Regions from separate parts of the Homo sapiens genome. Here region 1 is linked to region 2. Evidence: chromatin loops called from intact Hi-C (ENCODE). Cell type or tissue: mammary epithelial cell. All regions are shown on one strand. Each heading gives the region's core, and the rest is flanking DNA. Links, peaks and the distances in the headings are about the cores only. Region 1 holds the start of LINC00304 (long intergenic non-protein coding RNA 304). Region 2 has its middle 41 kb from the start of ACSF3.

What was found. Hi-C counts contacts between places; a loop is a spot of excess contacts. Peaks named below come from ENCODE experiments on the same cell type or tissue, not always from the same donor. Only the 100,000 strongest peaks of a DNase experiment are listed, where the experiment ranks them.
Region 1: it touches region 2 in a loop (4-fold over the local background); 4 of 110 quality-filtered maps call a loop at or near these places.

Annotation. Positions count from the first base shown.
Region 1 is chr16:89,153,531-89,161,850 of GRCh38, reverse strand. ACSF3 (acyl-CoA synthetase family member 3) reads right to left here. Exons shown (of 11, transcript NM_001243279.3): 11 at 5,618-7,761. The coding sequence ends at 7,644. LINC00304 (long intergenic non-protein coding RNA 304) reads right to left here and starts at 2,631. Exons shown (of 4, transcript NR_024347.2): 1 at 2,461-2,631; 2 at 1,970-2,143; 3 at 292-1,635. RefSeq lists enhancers at 1,683-2,182, 2,566-2,735. In mammary epithelial cell, for the core only: no CTCF peak of the experiment used is centred there; no DNase peak of the experiment used is centred there.
Region 2 is chr16:89,048,908-89,057,227 of GRCh38, reverse strand. No RefSeq gene overlaps it. Among named protein-coding and RNA genes, the nearest start is that of ACSF3, 41 kb to the left of the region's middle. In mammary epithelial cell, for the core only: no CTCF peak of the experiment used is centred there; a DNase peak (open chromatin) is centred at 4,227; H3K4me3 peaks cover 1,862 bases.

The DNA of each region.
Region 1 (8,320 bases), core at 210-8,209, 100 kb before region 2:
ACAGGGGCGGATGCAGAACGGGGGCAGCGGCTGGCCCAGGACGGTCAGGGCCTGGCTGGCAGAGCCTGGGGTCCTGTGCCCACCCTGTGCTCCTAAGGCCCTGGGCCAGCCTGGGAGCACCATGGATTCTGAAGATGTGCTGACTGGCCTGCAGGCACCAAGCTCCACCCATTCCAGCTCCGACAGGGCCCTGGGGAGCCCACTGGTCAGGGACTGTGGGCAAGAAGAAGACCCCTCTGCTGAGCCTGCAGCCTGTGTTTGGAGCTGGGCTAGGAACCTTCTGGAACGTGCCTTCCACCGGACAGAACCTTCCAGAACGTGCCTTCCACGGGACGGAAACTTCCGGAACATGCCTTCCACAGCATGGAAACTTCTGGAACGTGGCTTCCATGGGATGGAACCTTCCGGAACGTGCCTTCCATGGGACAGAACCTTCTGGAATGTGCCTTCCACGGGACCCTCTCATGCCCTTGCACAACTGCACCATTTTCCTGTGTCACCGAGGAGGACGTGGGCTCCGAGCCGCTGAGTGACCTGTTGGGGGCAGGGCTGGCGCTGGCCGTCCCAGCTTAAGGACTTGCCACAGCTTAAGACCCATGGAAGGAAGGTACGGGGAGGTGCTGAAGGGATGAAGGGCAGAGCTGGGCCTTGGGGCAAGGCCAGTGGCAGCGCCGGGCTCCTGGACACAGCAGATGGCCCCAGGCAACTGGCCCTGCCCTGCCCTGGAGACCCCTCCGCCTCCGAGTCCTCCACGTCCTTCCACCTGGATGCCGCCACAGCCCACCTGGGCCTGGCTTCACGCCCCCAGCTCTTGCCGGGTATGACGGGTGGGCATGGAGGGTGACTCAGCCCAGCCCAGGAAGGACCAGCCGCGTGGCAGGAAGACGGAGGGAGTGCCCGGAGCCAGCAGGGCGGCCACCGAAACCCCGCACTGACGCAGGGACCGAGGCACCCGGGGCCAGTTTCCGGGAGAGCCCCACGATGGCCCCTCCATTCCTCTTAGGCTTCCCGCCCAGGGCGGGCTGGTGCGGGGACCGGGAACTGGTGTGACCCAAGACACATCACCCGCGTGTCCTCTCACATCCCATTCCACCAACACCAAGGTTCCTTCTGGAGGCTCCTGGGAGAATCCATTTTCCGCCTCTTCCGGCTTCGGGAGGCCTCTCCTTGGCTGGGGGCCCCTCACGAAGCCAGTAGTGGCAGGCCAGTCCCCCTCACGCCCGCCTCCGCCATGGCCTCCCTCTTCCACTCAGCAGGACGGAGGTACCCTGTGCCCTCGCGGGTCACCCAGGGCAGCCTCCCTGTTGAGGGAGCTGATGTGCCGTCCACAGTCGCAGGTCCCCGCTGCTGTGTGAACTCACAGGTCCCAGGGTGAGGAAGCGGGGTCTTCGGGGCAAGGAAGCGGGGGGTCTTTGGGTGAGGAAGCGGGGGGTCTTCGGGTGAGGAAGCGGGGGGTCTTCGGGTGAGGAAGCGGGGGGTCTTCGGGTGAGGAAGCGGGGGGTCTTCGGGGCCGTCATTCTGCCACCCACAGATGGGAGCCTCCTCATGAGGCGTCCGGCCTCAGTGGCAGCTGGAGAGCCACAGGGGCTGTGGGGTGCCCAGCAGGGCGGGCTCAGTACTGCCCGCAGGACCACCCTGCAGTTAGGGCGACTCAGCGGCTCACAGCCTTCTCAGTTCAGTTCCTATCAGCTGACCGAGGCGGCCCCACCCCACCTGCCCTTGCCCTAGGAGCTGGGGATCTCCATCCAGCAAGACTGCGAACCAGGCCACCTCTGAGACCGGCTGCCACAGACCACATGCTGGCCCTGGCTGCCCGCTAAGGCCAGGGGACACCCTCCTTGAGACTCCCAGGGTGATGCTCAGCTCCTGAGGACCGAGCGGCCTCTGCATGGCGCTCCGTCCCCATCCCTCCGCCTCTCCAGATCTGCCTGGCTCAACGCACAATCATCCTGGGCCCTCCCAGCCTTACCTGGCCAAACCGTGGCCTTGCCCACCTGCCTGGACCATTCCCTCCTGATTGGGTGCGATCTGCAGACAGCAGTGTAAGTACTGCATGGAGGAGCCGCGGCCCGACGCCCACAGCACGCGCCACGTCCGTAAGCTGCACCCAGTCCAGCCTGGTGGCTCCCCGTGTGAGCCTGAGCTTGCCGGCCAGAGGGGACGACCTTGGGCTTTGGCCCCAAGCTCGTGATTCACACCCTCGCCCTCAACTCGCCTGCCTCAGCGGCTCATGTGCAAAGCAGGCTGAGCGCGCTGCCTTCAGTGGGTGTGAGAACCCTGGGAAGGCACCTCGAGGGGTGTCAGAACCCGGCAGGTGCCTCCAGTGTGGGGTGAGCGTGCGCTGGGTATGTGGGGACCTGCGGCAGCGCCCTCCGCCCACCCTCAGACGGGCTGGTGCTCAGGGGGTGCCTGTTGGGCCCAGGACCCACCCCTTCCGTGCACCCGCCTGTGGGGACCTACGGGCTTCCTGCTCAGAGAGAGGCAGATGAGCCCCACGTTGCTACCGCGGTCGTCCATCCCGTGCTCTTGTCTGTGCCGGCAGCTGGCAGGAGATGCTGCGGCCGTCGTGCGTGATGGATCATGAGGTGCAGTCACGGATGTTTATCCTCCAGTGACCTCGTCTCTCTTGTGGCTGCTGAGGAGATGCACATGGGGCGTGATCATTCGTATTGATCAATTTGCTGCTCATTTGCCACGTCGTCAATGTTTTCACACAGGGTCCACTTTACTCTTCCAGGCAGGAAAGCGGCTGCACCGACCTGCGGCCAGGAAGAAGGGGACAGAATCGACTCCCAGGGGGTCTGGGGGGAGCAGGAGTCTGCTCTGGCTCAGGAAGGCTCTAGAAGGGCCACCAAGAGCAGCCGCAACAGTGCACAAGGACCTTGTGATGAGAGCTACCTGAGCGAGTCCCAACCTGATCAGACGCACCATGTAGGGGGAGCCGGGGCCCCATTGCAGCTGCCTCGGGGAAGCAGTGACCACAGGCCCGGCTGAACCTGATGGTGACGGGGAAGGGAGGGACTGGTGTGCACACAGGTGTCCATGTGCCTGTATGTATGCAGGTGTGTGTGTGACACACACATACATGTGATATACGCAGGCGTGTGAGATACACATACATGTGACATATGCAGGCGTGTGAGATACACATACATGTGATATATGCAGGCGTGTGTGAGACACATACCTGTGGTGTATGCAGCTGTGAGACACATACATGTGATATATGCAGGTGTGTGAGACACACACATGATAGATGCAGGCGTGTGAGGCATATATGTGTATGCAGGTGTGTGAGACACATACAAGTGATATATGCAGATGTGTGTGACATACATGTGGTGTATGCAGGCATGTGTGACACATATACATGTGATATATGCAGGCGTGTGTGAGACATACATACCTGTGGTGTATGCAGGCGTGTGAGATACACATACATGTGACATATGCAGGCGTGAGACATACATACCTGTGGTGTATGCAGGCGTGTGAGATACACATACATGTGACATATGCAGGCGTGTGAGATACACATACATGTGACATATGCAGGCGTGAGACATACATACCTGTGGTGTATGCAGGTGTGAGACACATACATGTGACTTATGCAGGCGTGTGAGACACATACATGTGACATATGCAGGCGTGTGAGACACACATACATGTGACATATGCAGGCGTGACATACATACCTGTGGTGTATGCAGGTGTGTGATACACATACATGTGACATATGCAGGCGTGTGACATATACGTGTGACATGCAGGCGTGTGAGATACACATACATGTGACATATGCAGGCGTGAGACATGCATACCTGTGGTGTATGCAGGCGTGTGAGACACATACATGTGACATGCAGGCATGTGAGATACACATACATGTGACATATGCAGGCGTGAGACATACATCCCTGTGGTGTATGCAGGCGTGTGAGATACACATACATGTGACACATGTAGGCGTGTGAGACACATGTGACATGCAGGCGTGTGACTTACATACCTGTGGTGTATGCAGGCGTGTGAGACACACATGCATGTGACTTATGCAGGCGTGTGAGACACACATACATGTGACATATGCAGGCGTGAGACATACATACCTGTGGTGTATGCAGGCGTGTGAGATACACATACATGTGACATATGCAGGCATGTGAGATACACATACATGTGACATGCAGGCGTGTGAGATACATACATGTGACATGCAGGCGTGAGACATACATACCTGTGGTGTATGCAGGCGTGAGACACACATGCATGTGACTTATGCAGGCGTGAGACACATACATGTGACATATGCAGGCGTGTGACATACATACCTGTGGTGTATGCAGGCGTGTGAGATACACATACATGTGACGTATGCAGGCATGTGACATACATACCTGTGGTCCACACCTGTCTGCACACGCCTCCTGTTACTGATGGTTAACTCAGTGGCTGGCACACTCACCACCTTCTCACTGTGGCTGGCAACAAGCTGCTGTTCTGCACCAGGACCTCCTCTCAGGCTCCCAGCAAAGGAGGCCGGCAGCTTTGACACGAGGGTCCGGGAGCCGTGGCTCCTCCAGGTTAGTGGTGCACACAGCGCTTGCCACACCGCCCACTGCCTCACTCCGTGCTGTGCCTGGTGCTGCGTGGGTCCTGAGGCTCCTGCTCCTGACCCTGGTGCCGCTGGGACAGAGTCCAGGTGGGAGGGCAGTGTGTGGTGTGTGTGTGGCCAGTCCCCAGGGACAGGACGCCCGAGGGAACAAAGCCCCCACCCCTTGGCCAGGGCTAGAAGGGCCCCGAGAGAGCAGCAGCCGCAGTTCACAGAGTAGGGAAACTGAGGCAGAGCAGGCTCAGGTCTTGTGTGTTGGGCCTGGACACCTGGCAGGAAGGCAGCCCCAAGGGCCGCTGTTGGGTGGGAACGTGGGGCCAGCTTGGCACTCCTGAGCTGCCTCAGGCCTGGCCTGTCTAGGCCTCAGTGGACCGGCCAGCCTAATGCCTGGGCTGCTGGCCTGGGCCCTATCTGTTAAACGAATGGAGGAGGCAGGAGCTGGGTCCATGGTCTCCCTGCCAGGGAAGCCGCAGGTGGAGGGAAGGCAGAGGGCGGCAGGGGCTTCACCCTGGCCCCTGATGAGGGAGGGGCAGAAAGAATGGGGCGGCACCTGCCACAGGCTGTGTGTGGGACTTTGCTGGCAGCAGCAGGCGCGGTGCCACGGCTTTGGGGACCAGCTGGTCACCAGGAGTCCTGCCATCCCCTGGTGCCTGAGAGAAGCTGGGCCACCCGCCTGGGAGCAGCTCCTGGCAGCACCCCTGTGTCTGGCTGGGGTCAGAACTGGTGACTTTCCAGATTCAAGCCAGCCTCCCTAGGAGGTCAAAAGCACCAGGCATGTAGAGGGGCTTCTGACCCAGCTGGTGGCAGCCTGCTCCCAGGGCACCTGCTCCTGGGTCTAACTTTTGTGGCATGGGGCCGCCCAGCAAGGGGCAGGGTGTGTGGGGTGGGCGCTGCCAGCCACGTGGGACTGTGGTATCCTCATGGAGCTCAGTCACGGTGAGTTCGCAAACAGCACCCCCCGGCCTGTGTCTCCAGAGGCCAGGTCAGCACCAGAGGCCAAGATGGGGAATAAACTGGGCTTTAATGGGGAGGGAGGAGAGGATGAGTTCCCTCCAGGACGGGCTTGTTCTCGGCTGGTGGAGCAGAGGGGAACCAGGGGCCTGGCTGGGCACTGGCGGACTGTGTGCACGAAGGCCGACCAGCCTGGCACAGGGACCAGCTGGAGAGTCACTCGTGACTTTAGAACACGGCATTCAACCGCATGTCCTTGGAGCACCGTATTCTGGTCAACCGGCTGGTCAACGAGCTCCAGGCTTTCTGTAGTTTGTGGTCAACGAGCTCCAGGCTCTCTGCAGTTTCTGGTCAATGAGCTCCAGGCTTTCTGTAGTTTGTAGTATTGTCAGCAGAAAGTTACACTCATTATTTCGAAAGCATGATATACTGATGTATACTATCGGATAAAGCAAATGATTATGTAAGCTTTTTAGGAATCAAAAGTTTCAGGATTAAAGGAGAGAGATGCAAATGTAAAATTAGTGGAATTAAGTAAAAATTTTGCTATGTTAAATTTGACCTTTTCCCAACAGAAGGCATTTCCTTAGCTACCAGCAAGGCCTAGACACAAACGTCTGGACTGTAGTCTCTGACTGCCGTTCCCTTGGGTCCAGGCCTCTGGCGGGAGGGCGGGACCCCTTCCTCTGACTGTTCCCGGGGTCAGGCCATGGGGATGCACAAGGCCACACCGTGAGGCAGGAGTTCGGGTGGGGCAGGGCCGTGGACTGGGGCACCCACCAGTCCTGGAAAACAGGGCTGGGACGCTGCTCTGTGGCCTCAGACAAGCTTGGTGGGCGACATGCTCAAGTGAGCAGGGGCCCCAGGCCACGTCCAACTGTCCGCGAGGCATGTGAGCCTGAGATGGGGCTGGTCTCCTGTCAGAGGCACGTGAGCCTGAGATGGGGCTGGCCTCCTGCCCGGCACACTCGTTTCTGGCCACTCTTTCAGACGTGCATTCCGGGGGCAGAATGTTCTGGGTAAGTTCAGGCCAGACACTGCTGGGCGATGACTGTTACTTCCCCCAGGCTGTGGGGAGGAGGCAGCCTATTCTTCTGAAAATTGTCCAGAAACTTCTGGATTCTGCATGTGGCCCCTGTGCATCTGAATTGGCCCCGCTAAGTAAATGCAACGTGGGTGCACCCAACATTCACAACACACCTTCCTGAGGTTTCTGCATCGGCCACGCCTGTGGGCTCCGGAGCTGGGTCTGGGGAAAAGCTGGTGAGCCACAGACATGAAATGGGGGCCATGGGGCAGGTGGGGGTCTGGGTGGAGACGGTGATGGGAGAGAGGGTTCACCGGCTGAGGGGCTGGTGTGGAGATGACCTGGAAAGTCCCTGCGCTGGGGGGTGAGGCAGGGTCACGGCAGAGCAGCTCCGGGGCCATCCGTCCACGCACTTTCTGTGACACATGCTGATGGACACACAGTAGTGTGCAGGGTGGCAGGTGTCCCCACAGTGGGAGCTGCTCTCCTCCAAGAGCAGCACCAGGAAATGCACGGAACCCATGGGACAGGGCTGGTTCTGGGAGGCTTGTGAACCCTCAGCTCCTCCCAGGAGGGCCCCCTGGGTGGCTGCCCAGACCTCCTATGTGGGCCGGGAGACACTGGCTCTGGGTGAGGCACAGGCACGTGCAGACGGCGTGGGACAGGGGCTTGTTTCCTCCAGTGGAGTCTTTGTTTTTTGTGGGAAACCTCTGGGACCTGCCCTGGAGAGCCTGGCAACTGCAGGGCACTGTGGGGCGGGAGGTGCCTCAGCACGTGGGGCCAGGGGCTGGCTGCACCGCGCTGCACAGATGAGGTCGGCGGTGACCAGGCAGAGGTGACACCAGGGACGGTCTCCTTGAGCTGCAACAACTGGCCCGAGGCTGGGGACCCCACATGGTGATTTCATCCCAAACAGTTCTTGATTCTACGTGACCTGATTTGGGGGGTTCAGGTTTAAGGGAGGCCAGGTCTTGGACGGGCCCCCGTGGTTCTCGGTGTGAAGGGGACGTCTGCTGCTCCCCACCAGACCCGCAGTCCCAGTCTGCCGGGTCATGAGGGGTGGAAGTGCCTGATGAGCGCCTTCTTGTCAATCTTGCCCATCTGGTTCCGCGGGATCTCCTCCACCAGCACCAGCTCCGAGGGCACCGCGTACGGGGCCAGGACATTTCTGCAGAGACAAGCACAGCCTGAGGCGCACTGCCCTGACAGTGCCCAGCAGGAGGAACTCAGGCGCCCAGCAGTACGGACAGGTGCCCCTGGGACCCTGCAGCCTTGCCAGGCGCCTCGGCCATCCTGAGGCCAGGCAGGTGCACCGGGCCACCGCAGCTGTCTCTGCCCTAGCAGCCCAGGGGTGGTGACTGCAGGAGGTGCCCGGCATGGTGTTATCACTGGTACCACAGAAGCCATGGTGCGTGCAGGCCTTGGGCGAGGGCACACCTGAGGATAGGCCTGCACAGAGTGGCCTGCAGGGCAGAGGGGCCCCCACACCGGGCCAGGCCTTCCAAGTCCCCGCACTGGAGCTGGAAGGCCCCATTTCACTCTGTGGCCCGTTCCCCTTCCAGAGGAGGCGTGCGGAAGAGGCTGGGGAGTGGGTGGGCAGGTGGGGCAGGGGCAGTCTGCCCTGTATGGGGTATTTGAGATGGGAGTAAATGCCGCACAGTCCTGCAGACACAAGCCTATGTGGCAAGAGGCCTCACAGAGCCCTGCACGGCAGGGACGGCCCCTAA
Region 2 (8,320 bases), core at 283-8,282:
GCCTGCTGCCTCCTGCGTGAAGTGGGACAGCCAATCCCAGCCCTGCAGAGAGGTGGGAAGAACGGATAACCCAGGGCTGGCTGGCCCCACAGCCCTGTGAGGACGTCCTGACATTGCCGTCGGCCCAATTCCTGAATGCACTAAGGCAGGAGTGGTGGTCGCTCTGAGGCACAGGCTGTCCTCATGAGGTGGAATCCAAGGTGTTGGGGGTGCCACTGAGAACCCGAGGCTCTAGAGGGCTGCCCCCAGCATCACTGGGCATGGCTGGGAAAGTGCTGTCAGTGCAGCCAAGGGCCAAGGCACCTGGGACCCCACGATTGCCTGAGAACTCTCTTCCTGAGCGTGGCCCGCTTCACTGAAGACGGGAAGGCCGCTGCCAACGAGGCTGGCTATCCGGGCTGACCCGGGTGCCCTGCCTCCCTCCAATCTTAACTGTCAGCCACCAGGAGGGTCTGCAGGGTGGGCCATGGGACCCTGGCTCTGCACTGATGCTGGCTGCCATGGCCGTGTGGAGGAGCAGGGTGGGGTGACCAGGTAGTTCCCAGCAGAAGGAACCCATTCGCTGGTCCCCAGGGCTCACCTAGGGGCTGACACTGAGGCTTGATGGAATGGAGGGTGCCCAGCACTGAGCGTGGCACACCCAGAGACACGCACACCAGGCCCACAGTGACAAGCAGTGCCACGTGGGGACTCAGGGCAAGACAATCACACTCATGCTGTCACACACGTGTGCAGGCAGGTGCACATGGCCAGTGGTGCTGGAGCCGCCTGAACCGGTTGTGGGAGCCGATGGGGCTCCCCTCTTCCCCACTCCAAACTGAGTGACATCACATCATAATTGAGTTACATCATGTCATAGCTTGAAGTTGGTGGGAGAGTTTACACCACAGAAATGGACGAACATTGCCAGGCAGGGCTGTTGCAGGTTTTGGGTTCCTGCCTACCAGCACCTACTGCAGCACGGTCACATAAACAGGTGCACACGGACACACACGCCTAGACACACATGCATTCCTGCACATTCATGGAGGCTCATGGGCACACACGCAACCCTGCATGCTCACAGTGGCTCGTGGTGTGTATGCACCTGGTGGATGCTCACGGACCACACACACGGGTGGCGCACTCTCCCACGTGCTCACAGGCGGATGCACGCCTAGGATCACCCGCATGTGACTCTGCACACACTTGGAAGTCCACCCACGCTCACGCACACACACAGGCGGGGCACGCAACATCACAGCCAGAGCACCCGGACCCGGCCACCGCACATGGCTGTACAGTGACATTTAACCTGCTCTGGGGATGGGGCTTTGGCTGTGGCACTGGCCCTGATGTTTGAATCTGGGGGTTCACTGAGCCCTCACATCCTACTCAGGAAGCTGAGGTACAGACGTGCGAAGCTGAGCCTGTTGTCTGCACATCTCTGCACGTGTGGGACCAGCAAGAACCCCAGGACGGGCTCAGCCTCTGCTCCCAGCTCCAGGAGGCCAGGTGCCCTGCATGAGCCCGGGCAGGGAGGCCCACAGAGCCGTGAGCCCAGGAGAGGGGCCCCTTCTACAGCCATCAGGAGATGCCTCTCTTCCAGGGGTAGCAGCCTGGTGGCACCCGCTCGGGGAACTGGAGGCCCTGGCTGGGGAGGTGCTGACCCCGAGAGGCCTCGGAAGGTGTCGGGGCTCCTGAGACCCTGCCAGTGGTGCCCCGTGACGGAGGTGTGCGACCTGCCGGCAGCAGGGTGCTGACTCTCGATGGGGGTCCCCTGACTCAGCCCATCTGTCGGGGTGATGGGTGGAGCCCAGGTGGGGGCTGGCAGGGTGGGGGCTGAACACCAGCAGCTGCCCACACAGGGTTGGGGGAGGCCAGGCACTGATGGTTCCAGGCTCCGTCCCTCCCCGGCGGTCACTCCAGCCCATGGTGTCACTCTGTAGTCGGACTGTGGCTGCGGGAACGGCCCTTCTGCCTGCCTTGATCTGATCGCATCCTGAAGGGGTCCCAGCCCCACAGCTGGACACGCTGGTGGTTCATTGTCCCGAGTTCACATCTGCTCTTCGTTTCATTTTAGCAGGACGCGCCCAGGCACCCGGGAGGTTAAAGGAAAGGTCAGCGCCACGAGGGTGCTTGGCAGGTCTGTGCTGATTCCCACTGAGCGGCCCCGCACTCTGAACCTTCCCTTCTCTTCCAGATGAGCTGAGAACAGGCAGCAGCTGCAGAGGAAGGTGGGCTTTGCCCTTCTCCCAGCTCCTGCGCCTCACATCACATGCACCTGCAGCGGTCACAGTGGGCCTCAGACCTCAGGTCCTGCTGGGTAGCCACAGCGGGCCACAGAGCCACCTCCGGGACATGCAGGAGGAGCGTCCAGGCTGAGGGAACAGCCAGGGCTTCGGCGGAGGAGCTCCCAGAACATTTCAGGGGCAGCAAGAAGGCCCGTGTGGTGGAACAGAGTGAACCCAGGGAGGCAGCAGGGGCCGGGTTCCAGGGCAAGGCCACAAGGTCAGCTGAGTAGCCCAGGCCCCTGACCTCCCCAATCCCAGGGTTAGGCCGTACCTCCCAGAGCCTCCTCCAGCCTGGGGCCTGGGAATGCCCAATGCAGAGGAAGACCCAGGGGCCTGAGGTCAGAGGTTGCAGCCTAAATGCAAACTGTGACCAGGAGCAGCCTGGGTGGCACAGAGGGGGCGTGGCCTCGAGGGCGGGATGGGGCAGGGCCCAGGGTGGGACCTGTCAGACACGGGCTGGGAACAGGTGAGGGGAGTGACAGCCACAGGGCAGATGCCACAGGCAGCTCCCCGTTCACTCCCGCAGCTCCCAGCCATGCCCTGGGGGTTAACTCCCCGTTCACTCCCGCAGCTCCCAGCCATGCCCTGGGGGTCGGCTCCAGCCCTGTGTTCCTGCCGCAGGGCACCGGGAAGACGACGAGGTTCTGGGGAGCAGGGTGGCCGCAGGAGCCCCAGCCACGCAATCTGAGGTTCTGGGGTGTCCAGGGTATTGAGGCATCTCAGGGCCGAGTCTCGCGGTCCGTCCCGGAGGGTGTTCCTTGCTTGTCCATTGTGGGGCATTCCAGGGCTTTCTGAAGCTGAGGTTGTCCTTGGTTGGATAAAAAAAAAGTTAACGCTGTGAAGAGCATTGCGGTGCCTGAAAATGCCCAGAAGAGGCTTCTGCCACCAGGCGACCAGTGGCCAGGGTCGGCCGCCTTCAGGCGAGCGGGTGTGAGGGGGCTGGTGACCCAGATGCAACCTGTCCTGGCCCGAGGACCCAGCGCATGGAGGGGCAGGGAGCCATCCTGGAGGGGCCTCACTCAGTCCTCCAGCACCTGCCCGCCCTTCTCCCTGCACCGCACCGTCCACGAGTCACAGGGAGACGGGCCCCCCAGCACCCGCCCGGCCTTCTCCCTGCACTGCACTATTTGCAAGGCTCGGGGAGATGGGCCCCCCAGCACCCGCCCGGCCTTCTCTCTGCACTGCACCATCCGCGAGGTGTGGGGAGACGGGCTTGGGTTGTCTTCTAGGGTGACGTGGTGGCCGTTGGTGGCCGTCAGGGCAGGGTGGCCACTCCCTTGGCTCTTCCTGGCTCCTCGCCCACCTTGCGGAGGGAGCAGCCTCATCCTCAGGGCTCGGACACCAGCTCCACCTCGCGGCGCCAGGTCACTCCATGCAGGAAGAGGAGCTGGAGGCTATGACCGCCGGCTCTGTCCCCAACACCTCGTCTCCCCGATGCCCGGGAGTTGTCACCTGCGTCTCCAGGGTCAGAGGTCATGCATAACCAACATGGGGCTCTTCAAGCAAGGGAGGCGACAGAGACAGCGGGGTCAGCACAGAGCAAGTGCCGGCAACCGCTCTCTAGCAGGAGCCTGGCCGAGGCTCTGTTCCACCCCGTCCTCAGCCTGAGGCTGGCCTTTCACGTCCAGTTGGGATGCCCTCTGGCCCTCAGACGTAGGTCAGGACTCCCGGACTGTGCCCATGGCAGGCAACAACCCCCGGGGTCATCCCGCCAGACTCTCGGCCAGCCCTGCTGTCTTGCCAGCCGCCGTGTCCGCACAGGAGCCAGGGTTGGCACTCGATGAATAAACGCCTTTCAAGAGAAGAAACGCAGGGAGCTGGGTGTGGTCACCGTGGCAGACCGTTGGGGGAGGCGGGGGGCTGGGCAGGGGACAGGGTGGCCGGGGCTGGCGTGTGTCCCAGGGGACCTGGCAGGGGAAGGTACGCCCAATCAGGAGGCTCCTCGATGTGACGTGGATCCGTGTTTCCTCTTCTTCTTCCTGGTGGTTTACGTAAGAGGGAGAGCAATGGGGACGGGCAGGGACAGAGCTGCGGGCTGAGGTTCCTCCGTTCGGCGAAGCCCCTTCTCTCTGCCCCCGCCTGCTCTGGGCTTTCTTGGCTATGTCTGCTCCTGACAGGAGGGATGTGTGTTGCCAGGGGTGGGGGCTTGGCGTGTGTGCGTGTGAGAATATGTGTGTGTGTTTAAAATACAAAAAAAAAAAAAAAAGAAGCGTGCCTATACTCAGCCGCGAGACGCTGGCCAGCCTCCATCCGTGCCAACTCCCCTCCGAGCTGGCACTGGGGACTCCGGAGGCACGGGGAGGAGGAAGGTGCGGGCAGCTTGCGGTGAGGATGGACGCGTGCCACCGACGTATGCCAGCGGCTGCAGGGGGCCAAACGCCTATCCACAAAACCCACCGCGATCGCTGGCAGCCGTGGCGGGAGGCGGCAGCAGTTGGCAGAGGTGCCAGGGAGGGCCGGCTGGGGCAGGTGGATCCTGGCAGCAGCAGCGCAGGTAAAGCGTGCGGGCTCGCGGGGTGTGGGCGCCTGGCATCTGCGTCGGGTGCCAGAGGCCGGGGCCGGATCTTGGCCTGGCTCTGGGTTGCAGGGCGTGGCAGCATCAGGGAGGGCTGAATCCCGCAGGGTTCTGGGCCAGCCTGGTAGAGGACGGCTCCTCTCGGCTTCCCCAGCGTCGCCCTGGGGCCTGTTTCCAGCTGTGCTTGGCCCTTCGTCCTCCAGGGAGCTCGGTTGGGTGGGCTCGGTGGGGCCAGCATGGGGTCGGCCACATCACCTCCGCCTGATGCCCTGTGGGCCCCCAGGGCCAGGTCTCCTCTGCCCAGTTCCGTATAGTCCCCCAGATGGTCCCCAAATGTTGGTCGCTGTCCCCATGCGTGGGCTGCAGGGCTGTATCTTGGGGCCCAGGGCTCCTAGGGGAGTGCGTCTGCCTTCCCTCTCGTCTTCCCGGAGCCCCCGCCCCACCTCTTGCTCCCAGCCTGGCTTGGTGCCTCAGAGCCTGTGCGGAACGATGGGACAGACGCCAAACGTGTGGTAGCAGGAGTGCGGGTGACGGTGCAGCAAGCCCAGCTGCTGAGGGTGGGAAGGAGCCCGAGGTGAGGGACTCCCCAGCAGCTCCAAGGCAAAGTCCTGCTGCCCTTCCCAGCAATTACAGGCTGGGCAGAAAGAGCTGGGGGCCGTGGGAGAGGGGATTTTCACCTGCAGAAAGGTGGGTGACACCCAGGTGGGCCAGCGTGGAGCTGGCAGGGCTGGGGGTGTTAGTCCCGGCGTCTGGCTGTGGCCCCTCAGCGTGATCCATGGCGAGCAGGATGGCAGAGGCTGCCAGCCACAGCATCAGCTGGCAGAGGCTGGCACCAGACCCATGCCCTGGCAGGAGCATGGCACAGAGGGGCCCTGGCTGTGCCGGGGGCTCTGGGCTGGCCGCTGTCCCAGTCAATGCTCTGGGCAGCCAATCCAGTCCCAGAAAGAAGGTTGCACTGGAGGGGCGATTAGAGCACATGGGCAGGGGCTGGGGTAAAGATGGCTGGGTGGCTGGGCCCCCAGCTCCTCCAAGCCCGGGAGGAGGTTAGGCCCATGGACCTTAAAACTCCGAGCCTAGAGTCGGGCTGGCCCACAGGAGCCTCCACCTTGAAGGGGCTAGGAGGGGCCTCTGAGGCCAAGGTCAGGAGCCCGGGCTGGGCTGAGGGGCAGGGAGGGCTGGGGGGGCGGGGGAGGGCAGTGGTCATCTGGTCCAGACGCCCAGGGGTCGGGCAGAGGTCGGGAACACAGGGTCCTGGGGTCGGACAGAGCCGGCAGGACTGAAGGCCCACGAGGGGTCTGGGCTGTGCTTCAGAGCTTCAGGGAAAGGCTCAGAGCCCCGCAGAGGCCCAGCCTGAGACATCCCGGGGGCGGAGGTGCGGCGGGGCTCCCAGGGACTGGCCATCCTCAGCCTCCTCTTCCCCTTAAGCCCCGGGAGGCGCTGCTGTGGCGGCTTCAGTCCGACTCTGGCCAACACTTCATGACGGGGGCTTCCCCTTGGAAGTGCTGGCGGTGGGGTCATCCCGGGTGGGCCTTGGCGCAGGTGAGCTTCCCCAGTGGCCGCCTGGACCCGGCCCTGCAGTCCCTGCCCTCAGATGGCACAGGCGTGGAGGGCGGGCAGGGTGGGCCCCAGCATGGGTGTCAGTGGGATAAACACTCAGGCAGGGGGGCTCCGGGGATTTGGGGACACAGCAGTGGCCCTGGCCCCTCAGGCTCAGGGGTGGGGGGCGGGGCACAACACATTCCAGGATTCCCAGAGGAGACTTAGATGGGCGAGGTGCTGGCTGGAACCCTGGCTTGGGTCTGCACTGGGTGGGATGGCAGCACCTGTGGGTCCCAGGCCTCAGTCGTGAGGAGAGTGGCATGAGTGGATGCCCCTCCCTCGAGGGCCCCAGGGGACCTGAAAATGGCATGGAGGGTGGGACAAGCTGGAAGCTGCGGCCCCCACGATGGAGACTGGGGACCGGGCTTCTCCCGCTCTGCTGGGCAAGGTCCCCCCCCCAACCTCTCACCCCCCACCCCTCACCTGCAGGCCTGAACACCCAGCAGGCACCTCACCCACTGAGGGGCTTCCGGGGTCCTGGCTGCCCACTGGGCTTCCAGCAACAGGTGCAGGTCCCTCCGGCCCCAACCACAGCCCCGTCCCATGCCCCGGGTGTGTGCCGCCCCTGCGGCGCCCCATTCCAGCCCTGCCTGACCCAGGTCAAGACTGTCTCTCAGGCCCCTTCCCACCCTCAGCTGCTCTGACCCGGCCATGAGCCTGAGTAGGAAGGGTGGGCAGGGGGCTGTCCCGGGATCGAGGAAGTTGGCCCTGCCATCACCCCCACTGTTTCACCCACAGCTGCCCCTGCACAGGGCTGGTCTTTGTCAGGGGCGCAGCCTTGCTGGGCCACAGCAGAACAGGGGACCCTGCTGCCTGCCGCAGCCCTCCTCCCTCCACCTCCGAATTTCACAGTCCCTGCTTCCCGCGCCGGCTCGGAGCTCCCTAGAGACTCCTGCCAGATGTTCCTGGCAGCCTCACATCGCTTCCCTAATGAAATATTCATGGGCCTTTCTGCCTCTTGACATAAAGCCTTCTGCAGCTCCACGCACCATGGAGAGGGAGCTGGCCTCCCAACAAACCCTAGGAAGGAGTGGGCGCCCGGCCAGCCCCTCCCCCTGTGCCAACCCCGGCCGCCCACTGTGCCTCCCGAGACAGTGGCTGGGCCTCCGCCTCCCCTTTGCTCTGCTAAGGGTCAGGGGTCCAGCTGCTGCGCCCTCCCCCAGCCCAGAGGCCTCCCTGCCGCCTCCGCCTCCCGAGAGCCCAGTGCCAGCTGTGCGGGCACATCAGCCCTGGGGCTGGGCTCTGGAGGGAGGGCAGCCGCCACCCCGCATAGGAGGGAGCCAGTACCTGTGTGTCCAGGACCACCCTCACAGGCCCAGGGAGGAGGGGTTCTCCCTACCTCTTACTTCAGTACCTTGGTGGCCAAGAGCTCCTTACCCCATGCCAACAAGACCAGGCTCCTGGAGTCCACCTCGCCCCTAGCTGCATGGTGGCCAGCCTGGTCTTGCAGTCACCCGATGTCATCCGTCCACACCTCTGTCCCTGTGCTCACGCACACGGTGTGGGCACCACGCCGGGTTCTGTGCGTGGAGATCAGACTTCATGACGTTGAGCAAAACCTGCCCAGCCTTGCGCTCCAGGTATTCACGCCAGCCCCCACCAGGTCATGTGGGCGGAGGACCTCGGGGCAGGGGTGGTGAGGGCAAGAAGGACAAGACGGATGGAAAGTTCCAGGGCCTGGGAACTGTGTGAGGAGTAGAAAGCGGCCAGTCAGTGAGTCCTACACAGAGGGGACCTTTGTGCCCCAGGTCAAAGGAGAAGGGAGCGGGCCCCAGCCGAGTCCACACCAGCCTCTGCTCGGTCCACAGGCCCTGTCTGGCTCTGCTAGGTCTCCTCAGTCAGGAGGTCCATGAGACCCCGGCCCCGGGTTCTGGTCTGTAGGTGGTGGCCACAGCGAGGCCCCTCTGAGCGGGAGTCTGCCCCACATGGGGTG